Regions from separate parts of the Mus musculus genome. Here all the other regions are linked to region 5. Evidence: chromatin loops called from intact Hi-C (ENCODE). Cell type or tissue: heart. All regions are shown on one strand. Links, peaks and the distances in the headings refer to the core of each region. The heading gives the core; the rest is flanking DNA.

Region 1 (4,759 bases), core at 271-4,270, 83 kb before region 5:
AAAGCTCAAAGTACAGCCAGCCAGATTCTGAAACTAGAGAAAATAAACCATTCCGCTTAGCCCGCCAACATCTCTCACTAATGGAATGAGCTAATCCTGGTGAATTCTTTATCTATTTTTTTTTTTTTTTTTTTTTTTTTTTTTTGTGGCATCGAGAACAGAGGATGATAAAGATAAGACTAGGGAGCTGTCCCATGGCAATGCTTGCTTAGGATGCTGACATGAACAGTTACATGTGATCCATACAGTATCCCTGCGAGGAAAACCTTCTTCTCAACTTGGAAGGAAGGAAGGAAGGAAGGAAGGAAACTGAGACAGACAAAAGCAGCTTAGAAACCATACATGGGTTTTCCTTAAGGACGTTTCACAATCCCTATTGTCTAAATCCTTTCATTCCTTTCCTTTCCTTTCCTTTCCTTCCATTTCCCTACCCCCCCTCTCTTATTTTTAGCCCTTGGATATTTTTTTTGATCTTCATATTTTTATATTTCTTGTGTTTGCACCATAAAAGTTTATGCTTCTTGCCATGTTATGTAGGTGCACTGAAATTTCTTATCCCCAATTTTATAGATCTAGGTTTCTTTTGACTTTGGCACAGAAAATCATTATTTGGTTTATAACTTAATCTGCTCCCAAGAAAGGGACAGAACCAACTCACCAACTGTCAAGGTCTTAACAACTTGGCTCTATGGGAACAAAATCACTTTTACTTAGCAAGCTCACTGTCCTGGGTCCTGGGCTTTGCAAGTTGCTCTTACTTTGGTCCTGACATGTTTGCCTTGAGAAACAGATTGCAGAGGACTGTAGGTGACTGTGTCAAACATATGCCTCTTGGCAAGTGCTTCCCAAGTGAGAGAAATGGACACATATATAGGAAACATCTGAACTGCAGAGGCACCTCCTCCATGAGTGGAAACTACAGATGTGCCACATACAGGACATGATGAGATCCTGCACTGCCAGGTTCCCTGGAGCTGCCCTGTTTCCTATGTCATTTTCCTCTCAGATCCTCCCAAGATCGGATGCAGTTGGAGCTTGATATTATAGAACCAGGCCCAGTAGCTGTGATTAGAAGGTGGGGGGTCTGTGATAAGAGATGACACAGTTCTCCACATGTGAACCCCTGGTACTCACCAGCAAGCTATAGAAGAACTCATGTACGAAGAGGCCCATGGCACAGATGAGTAGATACAGCAAATGATAGAGGAACTCCACATCCAGAACCATGGCCCGGTAGCCTCTGGTGAAGGTCCCACAGTTGCCCACAAAGCTCATCAGGAAGATGATTTTATTGCAGACCTGAGAACAGACGGTGGTGGGAAGAGTCAGATGGCAGAGACCATGCTCAACTAGGCGTGAGAACCTGAGAGGAGCCTTAGCACCGAGTGCCCACCAAGCTCTCTCAGAACTGTCCTGGGACTCCAAGTCATTCCAGTACTTTGCTTTTCAGGCATAATACAAATTACACAGTAGTCAAATCATTTCAAGTGCACCAGCAATCAAGCAGCACTTGTGTACGGCAAAAACAAAATTAACACATACTGAAATGATGGTTTTCGAAATGAACCATTTCTAACATTCTTGTATGAGTCAGTCAGATACAGAAGTCACCCGTCTCTGTGAACTCTGCGATCAGCATGCTTAAAGCTCGTTATCTAAGCTGGCTCCATTCCAGACACTACAGGGGCTGAGCTTAGTGAGAAGTGGACACGGCTCAACTTTCTTGGCTTCTGCAGTCACAAGTAAGATGAACATTTTCTTAAGAAACAAAAACAGGGTTTTGCCAGGATGAGCTCTTTGTCCTGTACTTCTTTCAGGGAACGATTTCTGACCTTCCCATGGGGGATCCACCCCTTTTCAAGAACCAGTTCCCGAGGTCGGGAAGGAGCTTCATCTGGCCAATCACAACATTATATTCTTCTGGATATAATAATTGTTCAAGGATTGTCATGTGACCAAATGAGCCAATAAAACCCAGGAGGCATTTTTTTCTCCCCTGGGATTATAGCAAAAGACAATTTTGTTTTTTTTCTACTTACCTTGAACCTGAAGGGAATATGAGTTTAGGGCTACTGTCCTCTTCTTACCCCACCGTGGGTCATAAAATCACAAACATTCAGTAGACACAGAGCCAAACTAAGGGACAAAAGAATTGGGCCCCGATGCCACTGCCTAAGCCCCCATATTCAGCTATACCTGAAGCCAGGTTCTTGCTTTCTATGTCAAAATGAACCAATGCATTTCCACTCTGCTTCATCTAGCGTGGGTTTCCTGACACCCACTATTGAAGGGTCCCTGACTTACCTACTAGATAATACATTTGTATGTGAACATATACCCCATGCCTGGAAATCCATCTCCATTAACAGGCTGACAGAAAAGCTAGAAAGAACACTCTGAATGCACTTGGGGAAACCATCTTCTGCTTCTCTAGTTCCCTTGGCACCAGGCACACAGACATCCTGCCAGCTAAGCTGCAGGCCAGTGTAAGCCAACTCCTTGACAATCAGATAAGGGAGGACACCAACACGGACAGAGAACCTCCAGCTTTCTCAAGCACCCTCAACATACAATCGGCCAGGTTTCCCCTGAGTTCTGACCCTGTGGGTGAGATTTCCTTACAGGGTAGCAGAGCATGACTGACTCTGGATGGAGGTTTAGAGAGAGGGGTTTGGAGAAACGAGAGATGATCATAGTCCAGTTGACACCACAGAACCTCCTACACACCCAAGTTCTAAAAATCTGAACAGGCCAACAGTCCACTTCAGCCTACTTGATCTCCTCTTTAACATTCACTGCCGCTCCAGCAAGTATCTCCTGTTTGTAGACTCAGTCTATTGCCCCTATTCCACACTGACTGTTTGACCAGCTTTTGATCTAGCTTCCTGCCCTACCTCTAAGGGATGCTGTCAGTATATACCATGTCTTATGTTCTGAGCACATCCATCTGGCTTCCTCTAGCAGGAGACTGGTGAGCCTGTCCTAACCCTAACCTCAGTGAGTCATCCTTTGGATAGCACCCTAGCCTCTTCCCCTAGCCTTCACCTGTTTGTTCAGCCACTCTTACTTATCCCATACACACCAAATAGTATATCTTGCTAAAACAAAACAAAACTCTAAGTGACTATTTATGATAGCTGTCCTGGCCTCCTCAGCTAATGTATTAAAAATAGCAATTGTCTAACTTGAGTCTTCCTTGAAAATGGTCTTTGTCAAAGATGTGTTGTCTGTGGAATGATCAAAGGACAGAACAAAAAGAAACAAATAGTCACACATTCTGAGGAACTAATTAATACCTTTTCTTTCCATCCATCTGTCCTGTCTGTCATCTGATTATCCTGTGTTCCCTCTGAAACAACTTCTCAGAGCACACAAAACCTATGCCACCGTCTCTAGAACTCTCTCTCTCTCTCTTTGCCATTGTGCCCATGCTTTGACAATTGTCAGAGCTAATAGTAATGGCATGTCGTGCCACCTCAGGCATTATAAGTGAACAATGTGAATGCATTGTTGCATCATTTCATTTTAGACGGAGGCCATAGTATTGCCCCAGCCACCCATGATTGGAAACTTAGTGTTAAATTTATATTTTTTACACTAGGGAGATGGCTCAGTTGTAAACATGCTTCCCATGTAAGCCTGAGTTTGATCACCAGAACCCATGTTAAAAAAAAAAAAAAATCCTTGTGTGGTGGTGTATGCTTGCTATCTCCATACAGGGGAGGCAGTGGGGAGGCAGTGACAGGGAAGCCTTGGTGCTTTTGAACCTAGCCAACTCAGCAAGCCTTAAGCCAGTGAGAGACCTGTCTCAAATAAGAAGGTGGATGGCTCCTGAGTAAAGACACTAAAGTTGACATTTGGCCTGCATACACACTGGCACAAACACAAGTACACACGTGAACCCCAGCCTCCAGACCCAGGTGGCTTGAATGAAAATAGCCCCCACACCCCAGGTTCGTGTGTTTCTATACTTGACCCCAGTTGGTAGACTAATTGGGAAAGATCAGGAAGTGTGACCTTGTTGGAAGAAGTTCGTCACATGGTGGTGGGCTGGGGGTGGGGAGAGGAGCTGAGGTTTCAAAAGACAAGAGCCATTCACAGTTTGCTCTCTCTGCCTCCTGCTTGTTCAAGATATGAACTCTCAGATATTCCTGCTGCCAAGCCTTTGGTTCCCCCATTAATTGACTTCAGCCCCCTGAAAGTCCAATTAAATGCTTTATAAATTGCCTTTGTCTTGGCATTTTGTCACAGCAACAGAAAGGCAACTAATACACAAAATAAATTTATTCCTTTCATTGTCCACCCAGTTAAGACAATACTTCTTTGCTTGAAGAAAAAGACCTCCTCATTGTTTGCTCTGCCTTTTTGCCTACCCCATGGTGTTCTTTCCTTCACCACTGAGACACCTGCAGCTTGTTTCTTATGTCTACACTATGACTCAGCCTTACCACACCTGATCAAAAGCACTGGCAGAGCCCCAAGGGCCTCTCTGACTACAGTACCTCCCACCCCAGTCTACATAACATGGATGAATGAATTTTCTAGGATGTCTTTGAAAAGATAATCTTGGCTCAAAACACTGCAAGCATTTACCAAGGCGCATAGAGTACCCCCCGCATCAGTCTCACTGACTCGTCAGCAAAGCTACAGGCATGTGGGAAACATGGCCACGAAGGTTCCCTTTCTCAGAGTCTTGGGCTTATTCTTTAAGTCTTTATTGCAGTTACAACACTTTTAATGGATTTTTGCCATTGACCCT
Region 2 (4,759 bases), core at 258-4,257, 230 kb before region 5:
ACTTTTCTTGGAAACTCAGCGCACACGAGGGGCTAAGGAATGAGGTTCCCAGGGATGCACCTACCTTGCTGTCTTCGCTCCGTTTTATTCCCCGCCTGGACTTGTACACTTGGTACATGTGGGCAAAATCCATCCTGCAGGGAGAGAGGTCAGAAAAAGCCGTGACTCCCGAGTGCGTACTAGCTGCAGGAGCCCTAGACGTGAAAGAAGCCCCCTATACTCTCAGAGATGCCCCAAGTTGAGAGTGTCGCGGAACACAAGGTTAGGAGTGGAGACTTGAAGGGATCACAGCACACACTTACCCTGACAGGTCTCCGTGCTCCAGCCCTGGAGCTTTGGGCAGGCAGGTAGGAGGTGGTTGCGCGCTGGGGATCCGTTCCATGATGCGGCGAGCAGGGGCCACTGTGCGCTCCTGTCTGCACTTAGTAGAGTCTGAGAAAGGGCTGCCCTGGAAGGGAGGATCCGAGGGTCTCAAGAGGTATGTTCCTATGAGCTAGCCTGAGCTTCCTTGCAATGCGCTGGGATGCCAGGAGCAGCGGCTTTGAGGTGTCGCTTCAGTTGGGGGCGTGCATGGCCGGGTGTCCCCACGGCTTCTGGCTCCCGCTCTGCACACAGACTGGCGGTGTGTGCTCGCTGCGCTGTCTGCGCCGTGCGAGCCAAGTGAATGAGAAGTGGGGCGGGCGGAGAGGCGGGAGGGAAGGGGGGGTTGCTCAGGGCGGAGCGGGCGGGGCGGGGGGGGGGGAGTTGCTGGAGGGGACGAGCCGAGGAGTAAGGAGAGGCTGCGGGCTGGGTTAAATGGGAGCGAGTGGGTGGGTAGAAGCTACGTGTTCTACCCTGTGACTCCAAGCACGTCTGGCCGCTGCCGGGGAGGGAAGGAGCGACCTGCCCGCCCTCCCCCGGCTTCATCACATGAGCCTCACGTGTTGGACAACGCTCTGGCGGCTGCGAAGTGCCCCCCCCCCCTCCAAACCTCGGGCCCCCAGGTGTCTGCGGCTGCGGCCTCCTTTCCCCGAAAGAGGGGGTGGCAGCGCAGCCAGAGTCCTGCCCAGCTGGGTGGGGGGCACGGAAGCTGGAAGGAACCGGGGAGCTGGAGGGGGGGGGGGAAGAGTTGGTAACGTGGGCGAACCTGCCCCAGGGAAATGAAGTAAGTTCCCGTCTCCTGGGAGGGAACGGGGGAGGACGGATTCCGCCCGCGTCTGACTCAAGCCGGGAGAGGAATATCCCCTTGGTCGCTCCAGCCCAGCCTTCTTCCTCCTCCCCCGCCTGGCCCGCTCCTAGGAACCGGTGCGCAGCTGAGGGAGTCGTCGGCCCCCCTTAGCCTTCTCCAGAGGCTGGGGTTTCTTTCCGTCCTGGCTTCCCAGCCCCCCCCCCCCCCCCCCCCCCAGCGCTCAGCCTCAGTGTCCAGGAATTGCCCGCCTTGGGGAGGGACCGAGGGCGGGGCGGATGTCACCCCATGGGAAGCGGGCTGGTGGCCAGGAGCTAGGGCAGCCGAGGCCGCCGCCGAGCACGCCGCGCGCACCTGACCGTGGACCGTGTGAGCCGTGCCGACCCCCTCCCCCCACCCCCACCCCGGACTCTCCCGGGAGCTCAGGTCCCAGGCGCAGCCTGCGGGTGGCCTGGCACCCGACTGGCGCGCACCCATCTCCTCCCGCCTTTCAGGGTGCCTCACTGCCCCCACCCACCCTGGCTAGTCAAGCACAGAAAGATACCGGGCACAGTGCCCGGCGTTCCCTCCCTCCTCTGCCCCCTCCGATGCAGAGGCGTCCGGGTCGCCTCCCCTCCGGCTGCAGCGTTACACAACCGCGGCGACGGCGCCTGCCCTGCAGCAGCGCGGGGCGTGACGCTTCACGTGGCCCGGACGCGGGCCGGAGCTCGGCTCACTTGCAAGCCTCTCCGCGCTGGCTTCCAAGCCTAGACCCCCGCGCACCGGGCTGCAAGGGATCTGCATGGGATCCCGCTGCTAACCAGGAACTTGGGTGGCGCTGTTTGCAGTCTATTCCAGGACAGGAGAGAGAGAGGAGAAAGCAGGACCCCCCCCCCCGCCCGGGTCCCTCCTCCCGCCCCATCCTCTTGGTTGATCACAGTGAAATCTCCACATTTATGCAGCACAAGTTCACTGAGCCCTTTACCCAGTCGAGCTCGCGGCTGGAGACAGTGGAGGTGGCAAACACGGATTTTGACCTTGAATTTACAAGGACCTTTGGGAAGGAGCCAACGAGGCCAACCAGAAGACCGCCTTCAGCAGAAAGTCTAACAGGGCCACTGGCAGGGAATATAAGATGAGAAAGTTTTCATTTAATACTAACCAAGAGGTTTAGGTAGTAGGGGTTAACCCACAGGCCGGTGCGCGGGGCACAAAGGGGCAGCACCAGGGGCCCCAGCTCTCTTCAATCTCGCGGAGGCCGCCCGGCCCCACCCCCACCGACCTGCATTGGAAAAATCTGGTCTCTTTGACCTTCTAACAGCCCGGAGCTGGGAAAGCATCTGAAACGCAGAACCTGCGGCGCTGTGAGCGGCGCTGACACACAGCAAGGGGCCAGTGGAAATTCATGACTAAAATAAGGCCTGGCTGGGGATTTCACTGACCTCTGCGCTCCCCTGCCCTGCAAGTTCGGAGAGTTGAGAGATGACTGTTAACCTTCCCTACCGTGCTTAGGGTCAGTCAACCCGCTGCGGAGTGACCTGGCTGGGAAATTGGGGGAAAATGAGGTCACTGCTAGAACTGGGCGCAGTTTGGTGGGTCAGTCGTCATTGTCAGTGTTCTGACGACCTGGAGGACTGGGATTCGCATGTTGATCAAACTGGGAGTGCATTTCCTTCAGGTCGCTCAAGCTTCTACTTCCTGTTTATGTTTCACAAGCGTCAAACCCATTAGTAAGTGTGAGAAATGATTGCTTTTCTAACTGTTCACTGGCTGACCTCACTTTGGGGCTTAGAGATCCATCCCTCCTCCCCAGACAGACATAGTTTGGCTGACAGGTTATAATCAATCTCCCTGGAGGGAATGAATGCTCCCACCTTCCTGCCAGGAGGTGAGCAGCAGGACCAGAGGTTTGGATGTGTCCTGGCACTCTTGAGGTAGGGTGGGAGTGAGGAAGGGCTGCCACCTTCCTGTGACTCTAAGGGGGAAGCGTTGTCATGGTTGCGCCAAAACTACAGTTCCACTAGGAAATACCCTCTGTCAGAGAAAGGAGGATATGTCCTCTCTTGTGTCCCCGGCCCCTTCCCCCCAGGAGTTAATCTCTGCAATTTTGCCTGCATGGTTCATGGTTCAGGAAAATAACATCCTTAAAATCATTTAATCAGTAACTTTCCATCGTTACTTGCTCTGTAGCTGTAAATAACAAAATATGTAAATTGTTCAATTAAAAAAAAATTTTTTTAAGTTATTTACAAGCTCCCTACATCAGGTAGGCGTTGATCTCGAAATCCTCCTGCCTCAGCTTCCTGAGTTCTGAACATTGTAGACATAAACTAATTCCTACTTTTTATTTGTTCCAAATATACTCCCAGGCTTTAACATTATCCCTATCTGGCTGTATCTGGATTTCTTCTTTTTTTTTAAATTTGTAAAAAGAAGGGAGGGGGAAAGGAAGAAAGGAAGACAGGCAGGCAGGCAAGCAAACAAAATAACTTGTGTGTTATTTAGGGGCTATTGTAGCTCAGTTGATAGAGTTGCCTGCCTGCCTGCCTGCCTGCCTGCCTGCCTGCCTGCCTGCCTGCCTGCCTGCTCTCTTGTTTGCTTGCCATGCATTAAAGCCTGAGTTCTGTCCCCAACAGAGCATAAAACTGGGAGTGGCGTCACCATTTGCCTTTAATGTCAGCAATGTGGAGGTAAAATCGGGGGGAATCATAAAAAATATTTTTATATGTTACATATATATACATATATAGATATCATTTAATTAAAAGTTAATAGAAAGTTAGCTTGGGCTAATGACACCCTGTTGTAAAAAAGAAATCCCAATTTGGGATTTCTACCTTGCCTTATTCCATTTAGTTCCCAGATAAGAGACACACAGAACTTTCAAGCCTTAGTCAGTGCTAGAGCTGGGCAGATACCTACCCTCTATGTTATTAGAATCTGCTTTCCTACCGATAGCCCCTGGCTACTACTTTGTTGCATCTGGACAGCTCTTAGCTCTACTTGGCCAGCCTGCAGGGCCCCATTTCATGGCTCACCTAACCCATGGCCACTTCTCCCTTCTCTCCTCCTCCAAACCCGGATTGGGATTAAATTTTTCTACAACAAGACCATGTCTCAAAAAGTGATACAAAGGAGAAATCTGTTGGTTTTCCCCTGTATAAATTGCAAATATTTGAAAAATAATTTCTCTAGTAGGTACCTTTCCATCCTGAAGGGTATTACAGTCACCTGCTTTAAAAAAAAAAAAAAAAAACTGAGACAGTCTAGTAAGAAAGGAAAAAGCATTCCCAAGGGTGGGGTAGGGCTGGTGAGCTGAGAAGACCAGATGTTAAAAATCTTTATGGATGCTTGTTTAGTTGTGTGATAATTCTCAGGCTATAGGCTAAGAACTTGGCATATGTTGCTACCATCTTACAAGGCTGATTAGTGCTAGCCCAACTCATATAACACATGTATTCATTGAGAGAATTCCTCCAGCGCAAGGCATTGGACCTTGTCCTGCTGCTATATAATGTAAGCCTTTGGGAGACTGAAGCTCAGGGATATTAAATAGTTACCCTGGCTTATATGGTCTGGGATTAGATGGGACTGAGAATCCAGGTTTGTTAGACT
Region 3 (4,759 bases), core at 271-4,270, 66 kb before region 5:
TCTCTCCCCTTCTAAAGACTTGCTTTGTTTAATTCACTTATTGTTTTTCCATTTTTCTCTTAGTCTATAGCTTTGAAGGCAATTAAAAATTTTTAGATGACAAGTATTGTTGTCTTTAAACTTCCCTAAAACAAACACTATTTTTCAAAAGCCAGGAAGATTGAAACCAGAGAAGGCATTAGCTATAATTTACTAAAAATCTTGGAACAATGAGGCAGCCTCTCTGGGAGAAAATGAATCTTGCCTACCCACCGGCTCCCAGAGGGTCTGGAGATGGGTACGCTGCCTGCCTGTGTCCACAGAAGCAGTGGATGGTGGAGGTAAAATAGAGAGCACTTCTCCCCCTCCTCGGTGCTGAGGACCTGCGACTCCTCTCATTGCAGGAGAGCAAGGGAAGCAAGGAGGAAGGCAGAAGGTAAGCCTGGTGAGGATGGCAGGCCTGGCTCTGCCCCAAGCGGTCCCGGAAACTGCTCTCTCTTACCCTGGCCGCACCCTGCAGAAAGTCTCAAAGATCTCAACTAGAGCCTGGCTTTAAAATTGAAAAAAAAAAAAAAATCCTGGCTCCCAACTCACACACAAATAAAGCACGGTCCTTTAAAGTTGGTCACAACAGCTGCTGCCAAGTACACTGCTGGTGCTGAAGGATCACATTAAAAACGCTAATGAAAACTGGGAGTCCAGAAGCCCTCTGGGGGAAGCGCTATAAATGTGCCTTAGACAAGTAATCTTCATTTGACTTGGCTGGCTTTGTCATGGGACCTGCTGGTGAGCCACGCTGTATCTTAGATGGCAAACAACTGTACTGCCTATAAAATGACTGGGAGTTCTGACCCTGAGCTACTCCATCAGAGGGAAGAGAGAGAGTCTCAGGAACAGGTGTGCCAGTCTGCCCTCTCAGCCCGAGGGAACCATCCAGGGCAGGAAAAGGCCTGGGCTTTTCTCTGTCTAATTAGTTTCCATAGGGAAACACCTAAATTACAGGCACGCTAAGCCATCCACGAAGCTCCTAGGCCAATCGAATCAAATGCTGTGTGAATGTAGTCCATTTAGGGCCCTTAGATTGAACCTGGATATTAAGATACCAAAGTTCTCTGCATTCAAAGGGGCACACCAACACCAACCGTTCCTGACTCGCTTGTCCTTGGAGGTGCACGCACTCCCCTGGGCAGGTGTGAAGCCTCAGAGCTGTACATTCCCAGAGCGTGTCCAACGCGCTGTGACTCACCTCGAAGTTTCTTCTGCCAGTTCATCTCGTTAAAGAGGTCCTCGGAGCGCAGGAAGAAGTCATTGATCTTGCTACCTTGCTCATCCCGCTCTGTGGTGTAATATATTCGAAGTTTCGATTCCTTAGTCAGGAATTCACAGATGCTGGGCACAGGGAAGACGATCTGTTCCATTGTCCGGTCCAGTCTGACAATCTAGGGTTAACATGGAGGGTAAGCGGCTATTCTCAAAGTCTTTTACACACACTCTTTTTCTTTGCTATTGGCAGTGAACTCTGATTTCAAGGCTCAGGATAATATGAATCTGTCTGATTTGAGAGCCCTTAACTGTGTGCATTTGTGCATGCACACTCCCAACATAAAAGTTTTGTAAAGTCTGTATGAATTTGCTTAACCTCATGCTCCATTCATTTAAATATGAAAATATGATCAACCTCCCCCCTTAACATCTTAATCCTCCTTCACTTTTTTTTTGTTTTTGTTTTTTGGTTTTTTTTGTTTTGGTTTGTTTTTCGAGACAGGGTTTCTCTGTGTAACCCTGGCTGTCCCGGAACTCACTCTGTAGACCAGGCTGGCCTCGAATTCAGAAATCCACCTGCCTCTGCCTCCTGAGTGCTGGGATTAAAGCCATGAGTCACCACGCCTGGCTTGCTCCTCCACTTTTAAATACTGGTTTTAATCTTATGACTGTAGCATGGAATTTCTTTTAAAAAAATAATCATTAATAAAAAAATAATCACTAGAATTAAAAAAAGTATTATAGTTACAACTCTACATACTCCCAAGGTACTTTAAAATGATGCTGTCTTGAGACTGTAGATAAACAATGTACAACCATGACTACACATTGCTGAAGTGCTTGTCAACAAACAACTGATAAGCTTAAAGACAACCAGCTCAATTTCACAAGCTGACAAGCTCAGCCAAGCTAAAACTCAGCAGCAATAGACACCAACACTGCAGAGTGTAAAAACTAGTTGATCAAAATGAACAGATGGGAAACCCATTTCTCATTTTCCTTTAGATATGATCAGCTTTCATCTGGAACAATTTATACTGTGCTTCAGAACATTCAGCAGAGGCTGGTACTGTACAATGGAACTTTCTATAATGATAGGGCAGTTCTTGGTGTGTCCACGAGGACAGCCACTAGTCACAGAGGCCACCAAGCACGAGGCACATGCAGTTACCGCAAATGAGCAACAGAATAATTGCTTGCATCTAATTTTGATTTAACAGGCACAGCTTGATGGCTATCATGCTAGATAGGGCAATGCTGGGTCATAGTATACGCCTCACCCACTATTCTTTCTCAGATAGCAAAACTGGGTTAACTCTGAATAAGATCTTTTAGAGCAGACCTTTGCTTTTCTACCACAGTTGCAATGACTTCTTACATCTTGTCATAATGTCTAGAATGCATGACATCTGAACCAATATGCCCACTGCCTCTGGGAGGACATCAGTGTTCCTTAAACTGGCTTTGTGCTGCAGCAGGGGTGGGTGGCTGCAGGTTTGTTCCATTTCCTCCTTAGATGGGCTCCATCTCCAGAGTAGCCTGTTTCCAATTTTAGGACACAGTATTAAGTCACAGTTTCAAGGGCAGAGAGTTCTAAAAGGTCACAGGCAGCAGTACACCAGAGACATGGCCTCTTGGCCTTTCTGCATTCTTCTCCAGAAGCTGAGGAGGTCAGGTGAAGCCCAGGGCTGACGCCCTTGACAGGAAGAGCTTGCTCCCTCTCTCAATACCTTTGTTCCCTGATGGGGCAAGAAAGATGACTCAGGCCCAGTTGGAGTGGGAAACTCTTATGGAGGTCAGACAGGTTCTCACAGCTCTGACTGCATTAAGTACAGAGGAAAATGGTCTTTATACCAGGGCCTTCTGAATCTATCTAGAGCTCAGGTTTTGGGGTGTGGGGGGCTCAGAATCACTCTGCTGTTAGAATGGTTTTGGTTCAAAGCCAACCTGGTTTAACTGGAAGTGTAGCGTGTGGTTAATCCCTAGAACCTGCCTGGGACACAGGCTCAAGGGCCTATTCCATATGTTTGTTATGAAGTGGCTACCTGCTTCACAGACTAGCATTAGGACCCAAGCACAGAAGAGGTATGCAGCTGGCTTCATGAGGAAAAGGGAAGGAAGAGGGAGACTTCTGGCAAGAATTGCATTCCATGGCTGAAGAGTGAAGAGTCCAGAGTCTGTTAGCAAAGCCCAAGCAGCTACGCCACAGTACCTCGGATCTGCACAGTACCTCAGATCTGCATACATAGCCCTCGGGGGAATCAAAGGGAGGGTCCTGGCAAGGCAAGGACTGGATTCTGAGGCTAGAACAGTTTTTAAAATTTCCTTATTTGGGTAGATTTAGCGGTGGGTGGGAATCAGGAGGACAGAATAGCATTCCTTCTCTATCCCTAGTAGTAAGACACTTTGTTCATGCCTTTTCTCTCGGTCAGGCTTCAGTCTTCTCTCAACTGGGCCAGAGAGTTGAACAATACCTCCTGATTCTATTCATCTTTAACGTTCTCCACTGCCATGCTTATCTCCTGAAGGATGAAGAAGACAGAGCTAGCTGGCCTTCTGGCTAAGCTTCTGGCCAGAATCAATAATTCCAGACTATACATTTGGCCTGGCTGACTGAGTTGGTCAAACGAAGCATTTCATCAGGGTGGCCTGGAGAGCTGAGACAGCAGGTAAGAAGAGACTCCCAAGAGCCTCCATCCTGAAGGTGTCATTGCACCCAACCAGTCCCTTAGGTCTACAGAATCCCTCTACAGACAATGATGATAAATCCATTAGCAAAACAAGGTACAATATCCTGACTATCTAGACCCTGGAGTCAGACATGTTTCTTTTCAGATTCTAAAAGACAATGCAGGTGACATAAAAGATCAGGGGTGGGACAGCCTGGGATTCATACTCTAGCTGTGAGCCTGAGAGTGAGAGAAGTCAGCATCCTCACTGAGCGTTATGGAAGAGCTGCTTCTGCACTCTCCAGGTAGAGATGATGTTATGCCGTGGAGCTGGTCACTGAGTGTTTTGTCCTGTTAGGATGCATAGAGGATGGTGGGGTTTCTGTGGGAGAAATGCTGGCAATTCCACTGCTCTGAGAATGAAGTGCAGACGTCTTTCCAGGACAGTGTGTACGTGATTTCCTCTCTTGACGTGCACATTTTTCACACTGATTCACTCCCTTCCAGTCAGCATGCCTTCTCCTGAGTGCCCCTTACCTCGTCGTTCGTTCCTTGTAGGGACCAGGAAAGCTCCTCCCTCTGGGAGCTGCTCGGTTCAGTCCTGTGTTCTTTCACTCTGTCTCTGGATTCCATTCCTTCTGAACAGACCTCCTATAATCTACAGGTCCCTCTGCTAGACTTCATGTGCATGTATGTTCCTATGTGCGGGTGGGTACTGGTGTACATACATAGAGAGAGGTCAGAGCCAACCCTTGGTGCCTATCAATCATCAGGCACTTTCTCCACCCTGTCCCTTTTTGGAGGCAGTTCTCCCTCCAAAATTGACGGACCTGTCTCTAAGTAGGCCA
Region 4 (4,759 bases), core at 264-4,263, 140 kb before region 5:
TAAGACTTAGGTTTACTCTCCTGTTTTATTTGTTTGTTTATTTAAGGAAGAAAATGAAATGTGGGGTTATGTGTACCCACATATAAAAATATTGTCCAGAAATTGACAACCAAGCAAAACTTTATGCTACCTAGCGAGATAAAAGTGGGACACTTGTTCATCTAAATCCTTTCCCAGGAACGCCCCACCTTACTAAATGCCATTGGTCGGGTTCAAAATAATGTTAAAAACAAAAAAGTGGGGTGTGGTGGCTCACATCTGTAACTCCAGCCCTATGCACTTGGGAGCTGGAGGCAAGGGGGGTCAGAAGTTTATAGTCAGTCTAAGCCTGGACTACGTGAGATCATGCAAGACGCAAACCAGGGAAAACGTGCTTTTCTCAAGGAACTGGCTTTATTGAGTGTCCGTGGACTAAGAACGCACCATGTGGCTAAGATAGGGATTTTGAAAAATCAATGCAGTCTGGCGGCTTCTGGAAGCTGCAGGAATATACCTTAAGTTAGGTGTTGAAGTAAGAGGAGAAGTGTTGGTGTTCTGACTCTGCAGGAGCCTGGCTTATGAGGCAACAGGCCTAATAGACTCACAGGAAGCTTGGATAGGTGGCCCCCACACAATGGATGGATGCCCATGATTACTGCCTGCCTTGTGCTGAGAAGTCACAGGAATTTTGATAACCGCGACTTAAGAGTGTTTGCATGCAGCCATAAAGTGGGAGACTTTAGCAGGTCCTGGTGACTTCCCTCACAGGACTCCCACGGGGCAATGTGTGTGCAGCTTTTGACACCCACTTCCTTTTCTGCAGAAACGCCCTCTCTTCTAATGTTGCCGACCTAGACACCCCCTCCTTTCTACCAGAGCTAGCTGCCTTTGCTGCTGCCTCAACCGCACCCACGGACTTCCTCAAATCCCTACAGCCCACACTGGAGCTTACTTTGCTGGATCTGGATCAGAACAGGGGTCTCGGAGTGCTGCGGGGGTGGGAGGGTGGGGGACGCCCTGGAGGGCGTGGCGAAGACGAAGCCCCGCCCTGAGATTTGAGCTGGCTGCTCTGCAGAGGTCCACGTGAGCTGTTCCCCTGCTTGCCCTTGGCAGTTCGCAGACGGGTGCAGCGGGGCTGGGGCGAGGGAGTGCCTGGGAACAGTCTGTGTGCTCCTGGCGCTGTGCCTTGCAGCTGGCGGGAGGGTGGGGTCGCCCTGCCCTGCTGGGAGCTGCTGACCGGAAAGCTGGTTGGGGATGGGAGCCCCTTGGTTCCCCCACTCCTGCTCAGAGTCTGGGGACCTTGAACGTGAGGTAGACAGGCTCTGGATAGAATTACCATTTGGACCACAGAAAGACTCAAAGGCACTTTTCTGTCTGCCCCCCTGCCCTGTGACCTTTGCTAAGTCATTTGATCTGGGGCTTCAGTTTCCCCAATTGTCCTGAGGAGTTGAGGCTTGAAAGTGGCCAGGGAGGACACAACATGTCATGTCACATTACATTCAAAACATGTCTAGTGAGTATTTAGGATGTTCATCCATGCCCTCCCTCATCCCGGGGTTCTGGTGCCTAGCGCCAGCACTGTGCCAGTTAGGTGCTGAGGATCCAGACTGGGCAATGAGGCCAGTTTGGTCTCAGCTTCCTCACCCAGCTACAAATTGGCTTCAAAGGTCATGAGAAAAGGCGAGGCCTATGACGTACTTCCTGTAGTCCCTGGCACAAAATGGGCTCCTAACCCAAGCAACTGGCTTCCGGCTGTACAGAGGGTTTGGAGACAGCTGTTCCTATGAGACTGGCCTGGTCTGGAGAAGTGGAAACAGACCTTGCAAGCTGGGTGTGCACAGCGCCGAGCAGGGCTCAGTTTCCACGTTGCTGGCTAGCCAAGAAGGAATGCAATTACTCAGTAAGCACACTCCCATTGATCCCTGCCTTAGCAAAAGCGTCTCAGCGTTGCTGTCAAATTTCCAATCCAACCCCTGTTAAAAAAAAGAAAAGAAAAAAAAGAGAAAAAGAAAGAAAGGAAGGAAGGAAGGAAGGAAGGAAGGAAGAAAGAAAGAAAGAAAGAAAGAAAGAAAGAAAGAAAGAAAGAAAGCCCAACGAACGGTTCATGGACGTTTCCCCCCTGAATTCACACTTTCTAATGAATAAGAAGAAAACAAGATTGGCCTACATCAGAGGTGATTTGTGTATCAGGATGAAATTACAAGCATTTAATGGCAGAGTTGGTAAAAAAAAAAAAAAAAAAAAAAAAAAAAAAAACAACACATAGTCTTCATCCGTCACTGTGGCTCTCAGCTCTAAGTCTGGAAACTAGTCATACTTTGTGCCTTAGGGATAATATAAAAAAATACTGCTGCCCCTGCTGCCGCTAGGTGGTCCTCAACAGCTGTTTCTGTTTTGATGCTATAGACTCCTGTTGTGACCTTAGTTTCACCTTTTTCCTGCCAGTAGCCACTGTAAGGTCCTGTTGCTACAAGAATTAAGGGAAAACCCATTAGCAATGAGTTATAACCACACCCCTGACTTCTGCAGAATGTTGAGTAAATCAAACTTCTGTTCTTTCTGGAAAAAACCTGCAGCTGAAACTGGGATCAGGGCTAAAGAAACCCAGCTGGATTCCGTGTCTGCCTGCCCCTGGCAGTTTCTGTTATGATCTGTTTATCATACAACATTTTTTTTTTTTTTTGAGGATGTGACTAGCTTTTCTAAGTCTAAGATGATGACATCCACTGTGGGAGGCCTCACGCCTAAAAGACACAGGAACAGCCCATTAATCCTGACCCCTCTGCTCAACGCTTGTTGAAGTCAGTGGTCTGTTCACACGTATTAACAGTTCTCAGAAAACAGTAGCTATTGGCTAGTGTTATCTATGAATAGTAACTTAAAGATGAATAAAACATGAAGAATTTCTGGGCTCAACACTTTCAATTAGCCCCACCCCCTTTTTTTTTATTTCAATCTTTTAAAAAGTTGGTGAGTTTAGATGATAATGTCTATGACTCTTAAGATTGCTATAAAAGGCTGGGCGTGGTGGCGCATGCCTTTAATCCCAGCACTCCGGAGGCAGAGGCAGGCAGATTTCTGAGTTCAAGGCCAGCCTGGTCTACAAAGTGAGTTCCAGGACAGCCAGGGCTATACAGAGAAACCCTGTCTTGAAAAAACAAACAAACAAACAAACAAACAAACAAAAACAAACAAACAAAAAGATCCAATTGTCTGTCTTTGAACTCGTTTTAGTCCACCAATTTTTTTAAAAGCATGAGTATACACTATGCTACATCAATATAGCATTATTATCAATATTCATTGAGATTGTTCTATATATGCGCTTAGTGTATGAATGTGTGTGATAGTTCTATATGTATCTATACATTCACATCAGTGATATGTTTATATATAGCTACATCTATATATCAGTATCAATCACTCAGCATTGATGGGCTTGCCCCCTCCCACCTGCCCCCATTTCCTGCTTTCTGTAGTTTTGGGGATTGAACCCGGGACCCTGTTTATTCTGTGCTAGTATTTGACCACTGAACCACCCCATTACCGTTTTTAAAAGATGTTTTTTTTTTTCCTGTAAAATTATGCTTACCACCTTGTGCTTGTATTAAAGCCAGGGACTTACTTCTTGGGCAAGTACTCTATCACTGAGCTGTAAGTCTTGGTAATTTGTAATGTTCAAGAAACACAATTTACCTTTTTTTTCTTTAAAGGAAATCTGACAATGTTTGGGGGGTTTACAAAAAAGTATAATTTGTTTATTTGAATAAGAGGATGGAGAGTTTTAATTTAAAGCATAGCAACCCTTGAGGAGCTGCTCATAAAATTGGTATCAGATGATGACAGTTTTTAAACAAGGGTTTTTAGATTTCAGAAAATGAAACGTAATTTATGGTTTATCTTCTACTGTAAATAAATTTGAACGGATAGGAAGTTACATTAACATGAACACGGATGGGTAAAAGACATTAAGTGGGGTTTCGGCTAAATGGATCTAACAGTGACTTTCAGCACCAGGGGTTTATGTATGTAAGTGTGGTTGGGTATCACTGCTCAGTTTACAAAAATCCAGCTCCTCTGTTCCCCATCTAGTTCTCCTGAGTTAGTTTGATTTGGGTATTGCTTAATCCATTTAAGAAACAAGAAAAAAAATATGACAGGGTGGAAGGAAGTATCCAAGTATTCTGAGTCTAGTTACTGTAGTGTCCCCACGACAGGAAGGCACTGGGGACACTAAGCACACTCTCAGCAGAGCTCTGATACTGCCGTGTCAGTCTGCCAGGAGGAGAATCATGACTTTTCCACGGGCTTCTTCTTTCTGCTCTTTAACCCTTTCTAGGACAGAAGAAAAATGAACAAGCTAGAAATCACTCACTGATCACATCCCAGTGCTGGGAAGAGAGAACAGAGAAGATGGAGGAGAGAGTACAATCCTGTGGGAGATGTAGAGAAAGGAAAGCAATCATGGAGTGTTTAGTGTCAAAGGGGAAGGGGGCACTATGTGACATGTCAGAGGAGAAAAGCCACTGAGATCTAGAGGAAACAGAGTTGGTAAGGGAGACAGCAAGAGATGGGTATTCTAAGGAGAGAACAGCAGGGAAAAGACACCTGGGAAAAGAGTGCTTGTTCTGCCAGCGTTGGGATGTACAGTGTTGGTTATCGCAGGTGTGTGTGTGAGAAGTTCACAGTTTGATCATATTAAGACATCGACAAATATAAATAATTGAGATCATTTAAGTTATGTTCGCTGGACTAGGGGAGGTATCTCAGTGGGTAAAAG
Region 5 (4,759 bases), core at 215-4,214:
CTGGTGTGTCGTGCTCTGTTCATTTGTTTAATTCTCCACTCTGCCTCAGCTCTCTTTGCCCAGAGAAGCACGTTCGATTCTGCAGACGCCATCAGATGTGCAGTCTTTATTTCTTAATGTGAGATCCCATGTTTTCCATGTTTCTCCCACCGAACTTCACCCTGTATTTCCTCCCTAGATGACTACTGTGCTTGGTTTAAAGTCTGATTGTTAAAATGAAATATAAGCCAATTAGCTTTTTTTTTTTTTTTAGTTTTTCCCTGAAAGTCCTATGAAGCCTTTTTTGGACCCTAGAGGCTGCTTTGAGGCCTCATGAATTAGTATTTAGAAGGACAAGTTTTAGCATGTTTTTACTGGTGGATTACCATGGACAAGTGAGAGCACTGGCTGGCGCCATGTGACGAGGCCCTCTGGGAAGCCTTTTTGGTCACCAGAGTACCGCTTTGGGCTTCCACCTCCTCACGTGTCCGCAGAAACTGGAGCATTATCGTGATTCCGTCCAGCTGACATATCAAATAACGAAAGGTCTACTGACAGTAAACTTTACTTTTAAGCATCTAACGGCCAAGTTCTACTTGATTTTGGACATGGCAGAGACCTGGCCAAATGAGGATATAATTAGAACACCAAGCAACATCCTACACCTTCTTCATCTCCATCAGCACTTCCTTCCCCAGTGAAGGAAGTCACGGTTTCTTAGGGGATAAGCTGCTTTTAAGGAAGTAAGCTGCAATTCTGATAAGCATAAAAGCAAAGTATGCATGTCCCAAGAATAGCTATGTAAATAGAAGATATGATGCCAATATAAGTGAAGAGTAGGCTTTGATAAATAAATTTAGTTCCTCAGAAGTAGTAGTTGTTTGTTGTTATTATTATTATTATTATTTACTTTACTTGAATGGTGATGTTCCAGTGAACATTTTAAGTAATAACATTTTAAGATCTATATATTCTAGGTCTTATTTCTCCCTCATCATACATGCTGCTGACATCTCTAATCACAGCTGGTCGGTGGATGATGAACACGTCTAGTTATGAATCTGAAAACTGAGTACTGCCCCAGACTGCTTCATCATATTGCCCCTTTGATTAAAAGTTTCCCCAGAACTCTCAAAGATGTTCAGCAAAACATAATTTCGTAGAAACAAAGATCCAAATGAGTAACAAACATTTAAGAATAACTTAAACAGTAACTCAAGTTTCTGAGCCCTCAATGTCCTTGTTGGATGAGGCCAATAATCAAGGTATTATAACTGTGATGTCAACCAAGTAACGTGATATGTGCATAGAAGATGCCTGTGGGCTTGCTTCATATAAACAAGGCACCCTATTTCTTATGGAGGGATGCACATCTGTTATCACTCTTTGAACTTCTTAAAGAAAAGATACCTATATATGTCCTAGGTTACTCCTGGTGCTTTCGAGTCAGCAACCCTCCCGACCCCGTCTCTCTCTCTCTATCCAGCCCTTTTATATGAGTCTATTATAGGACCAGCACACAGTATGGCTGTGAATAGGCTTTGCTTTCTTCTGCCCTTAACCGGAATCCCTCTCTGGCCTCTGAGCATCCACCATTTTCTCTTCAATATAATGTCCACTTATGGACCATCTTGGCAGTAGTTGGACACAAGTCAAGACATGTATGATAGGCTCATATATCAGTACATCAAAAATAATTTATCATTTCTGGTTCCCTAAATCAGCACTCCGTTGCTTCTCAATCTACTTATAACCCTGGGAAAAGGAAACAAAACAAGAGTGAATGGGCTAGCAAGTCAGGGTCCATCTTTTATCAGACTTTGAAACCTCTTCATTGAGAGAAAAGAAATCTTTAAAAAAAAAAACCCAAACCAAAGATGGAAGGTTTTTTTTTTTTCTGAATTTAAATGGACAATTTTAAATATTCACATCTACAAATACAATTCTCATTTTAACTGCATTTGCTTTTAGAAATAAGGATAAGTTAAAAATTAAATGGCTCCACCCATGAACTTTGATGCATATCTTACAGAGAGGATTCATCAGAACTCAGTAGTGTGGTCCGTTAGTTAAAAAATGCAAACTGGCATGACGCAACTACACAACTTCAGTCATTCTGGAATAATCTCAGAAACAATAACAAAGAGAGTCCAAAGATTTGAAAAGGCCCTCAGCAGACTCCGCAGTGGCTTCTGTGTGCTGACAGCAGAGCTTGCTCTGTGGTTGCCAGTGTCTAACAGTAAACAGTCCTGCTGCACTTATTGGCAATTACTGCTGAAGGTCGCACATCAGCAGTGAGCTTAAATTCCAGGAAAAAAAGAAAGGGCTTATGTAACGGCTGCCTGAGGGTTGGCAGGTTCCCAACTCAGCAGTTTGCAGCAATGTAAGAAAGTAGGACGCCTCCACCGGGTCGGACGTCATGAGCGCGCCCCCTGAAGGTGAAAACTAGCAATTCCTAAGCGGCTGTCTGCACCCCTACCCCCACTCCCACCCTTCACATCCTGAATATTACAGACATTTTTGTCTGTGGCATCACTAGCTTGTAGGGGAGAGAAGTTTAGGTCACAATAAATAAAATCAGGCTACAGCTACTCTGGGTGACAAGGATATCTGTTGTGTTGTTTTGTTTTTTTTTTTCAATACAGGAAAGCAAAGTTGCAGTTGCCTGCTGTCACCAGGGTGACAGTAATTCAGTGAGGATGTCATATTAAGTGAAGAGGAATGGGCATGTCTGTTGAACTACAGCACACACTTTTAAAACACACAACTTAGTATCAAGGACAAAAATGAGGAAACCTAGATGGCCCACCCCATCATCCACTACTGCTGCCTAAACCCCAAGTATGTTCTTAAAAGGCATGGCACTTCCTAGTTTAGAAAAGTAGGTCCTGCCTTGAGGTTCCCCACTGCATTCTTGCCTGACCTCTGAAGTGACTACTTGCCCTTCTGACATATCGAGAAAGCCCCAGATAACATTTCCCCACAATTCCATGTATTTCTATCATGCTGCATGACAGGCTGGGGTAACTTTTCCATTAATTTGTATGGTCTCTAGCAGAGTCTCCAGCACGGCAGATACTATGTTTTTGGAGGCACATTGTATCAAACCCTTAACATAGTACCTGGAACCTAACAGATGCTTCCAGTGATAGAAATCAGGATCTTTAACATCAGCTGATGTCCATTTATGGCCAGTGAGGGAGCTTTCTGTATCTTGATCTTTATCTGCGGCTCCCTCTGTATAGTTACCCCTGGCAACTGTCAGAACCATAGGATACCAATACTCTGTGGCCCTGGCCCTTCTGATAACTGACTGGCCTTTGTCATCAGTCCAAGATTTTGGGGGGATGTATAGTCCCAAGCACACAAATGTAGCAATCCATGAAGCTTCACACACACAGTGCAGGTAGTTTTTCTATCCCCACCCCACCCTCACCCCCGCATCCACCCCTAGTTTGTTTCTCCTATCTCCAGTGAACAAGATCAAGTCGGGGTAAAGATAGAGACTGCCTCTCTTGCCAAGAAGCAAACACAAACACCGACACCCTCCTGTTCCTGGTGTCAATTAAAATTTTATTCTAGAGGGCAGCTGGGAAGAGCCTGTACATGCATGCTCTTTATGAGAAGTTTGTGCCTCTACCCTTACTTTAGCGTCTTGCCCAAAGTCCTGATGTTCATGCAGGAGGTCTTTCCCTCTCTCCCAAGTTGTTTGCAGCCATCTATTCCCCGAGATACTCAACTGTCCTTATCGTCATCAAAAGGCAGTGGCTCTTCCGCAATGAGAAATTGGAGGGACCATGCATGCTTACTATTTGCCCCACTGCCACCACCATGATCACTCGGGACAGAAGCCTTCAGTGTTAGGTGTGAGGCTCGTCCCTACCCAGATCCTTTGCTGTCAGGAGCTCTCATTAAACTTCTGTAGAAGCACAGCTGTGGACTACAGCTTCCCCAAGAACACACTGGTAGAAGGTTGCGGGGGGGGGGCGGGGGGGGATTGTACCACAGGGAGCTGTGATAGTTTCCAGAATGGGCTGATAATAAAGGCCAATCAGTCACCTCTGAGAAGAGGGCCAGAGCCAATAGCCTGAGGGACCAGGGACAGGGTGTTGGTGTCCCTGGGTTCTGACGGTTGCCAGGGGTAACTACGCAGAGGGGAGCCACAGTTGCTTCCTCAGGGAATTTTCAAAGAATCTAAGCGCCTGCCAGAACATTCTTCTTTTATAAACAGACAGTATTCTATTTCCTAGAGTATAATTATAAACACACCTGCTCCAACTGTGGAATCTTTCCATAAGCAAGCAATAAACTCCCAGCCAGGAGAACCAAGTAGTATCCTGAGCAAGCAAACACATCAACTGATTTACTATGGTGCAAACAGTGTATTAATAATGCTACACAGACCACAGTGGAGGGGGGGGGGTTCCTTTCCCTGACTTAATCTGTACTTAAGCAAATAGAAATTCAACCTCAATAGCCCAGGGGGAGAAGTTTATAGGGAGGCATTTATAACTCAAGGAAGAAACAAGAGTATTGAAGGGTGTCAGCATACTAAGTTCAGTCCAGGACATTCTAGCATAGAAATAATTCAAAAATGGGAAAGCTACATATGAAATAAGGGAAAATGACTGTGCTAAAAGTAATTAATGAAGCTGCAGGGGTCCTCCCCTTCTTCACCCTTCTACCATCCTAGGAAACACATCTAATTAAAGTATAGACCTGCTGTGTCTGATTAAAATAAGGGCAAATGTTTTTATATAGAATTCACCTTATAGACCTG

What was found. Peaks named below come from ENCODE experiments on the same cell type or tissue, not always from the same donor. Only the 100,000 strongest peaks of a DNase experiment are listed, where the experiment ranks them.
Region 1: a loop joins it to region 5, with 2.2 times the contacts of the local background. A loop is called at or near these places in 6 of 42 quality-filtered maps.
Region 2: it touches region 5 in a loop (4-fold over the local background); 21 of 42 quality-filtered maps call a loop at or near these places.
Region 3: it touches region 5 in a loop (2.3-fold over the local background); 6 of 42 quality-filtered maps call a loop at or near these places.
Region 4: it touches region 5 in a loop (5-fold over the local background); 8 of 42 quality-filtered maps call a loop at or near these places.

The regions. Positions count from the first base shown.
Region 1 is chr6:108,507,235-108,511,993 of GRCm38, reverse strand. Itpr1 (inositol 1,4,5-trisphosphate receptor 1) reads right to left here. Exons shown (of 62, transcript NM_010585.5): 55 at 1,135-1,299. Among named protein-coding and RNA genes, the nearest start is that of Mir7661, 20 kb to the right of the region's middle. In heart, for the core only: no CTCF peak of the experiment used is centred there; a DNase peak (open chromatin) is centred at 1,773.
Region 2 is chr6:108,656,536-108,661,294 of GRCm38, reverse strand. Bhlhe40 (basic helix-loop-helix family, member e40) reads right to left here and starts at 666. Exons shown (of 5, transcript NM_011498.4): 1 at 303-666; 2 at 65-134. The coding sequence starts at 382. 0610040F04Rik (RIKEN cDNA 0610040F04 gene) reads left to right here and starts at 361. Exons shown (of 7, transcript NR_104577.1): 1 at 361-478. In heart, for the core only: a CTCF peak has its summit at 1,945; DNase peaks (open chromatin) are centred at 834, 1,354, 1,774, 2,404 and 1 weaker place; H3K4me3 peaks cover 3,060 bases; H3K27ac peaks cover 3,041 bases.
Region 3 is chr6:108,490,360-108,495,118 of GRCm38, reverse strand. Itpr1 (inositol 1,4,5-trisphosphate receptor 1) reads right to left here. Exons shown (of 62, transcript NM_010585.5): 52 at 1,226-1,418. Among named protein-coding and RNA genes, the nearest start is that of Mir7661, 3.0 kb to the right of the region's middle. In heart, for the core only: no CTCF peak of the experiment used is centred there; no DNase peak of the experiment used is centred there; H3K27ac peaks cover 1,307 bases.
Region 4 is chr6:108,567,469-108,572,227 of GRCm38, reverse strand. No RefSeq gene overlaps it. Among named protein-coding and RNA genes, the nearest start is that of Gm44040, 34 kb to the right of the region's middle. In heart, for the core only: a CTCF peak has its summit at 2,345; DNase peaks (open chromatin) are centred at 1,137, 1,727 and 2,537; H3K4me3 peaks cover 1,296 bases; H3K27ac peaks cover 1,632 bases.
Region 5 is chr6:108,424,537-108,429,295 of GRCm38, reverse strand. The region is part of intron 40 of Itpr1 (inositol 1,4,5-trisphosphate receptor 1); the gene reads right to left. Among named protein-coding and RNA genes, the nearest start is that of Gm35165, 46 kb to the left of the region's middle. In heart, for the core only: a CTCF peak has its summit at 2,409; DNase peaks (open chromatin) are centred at 2,325 and 4,085; H3K27ac peaks cover 446 bases.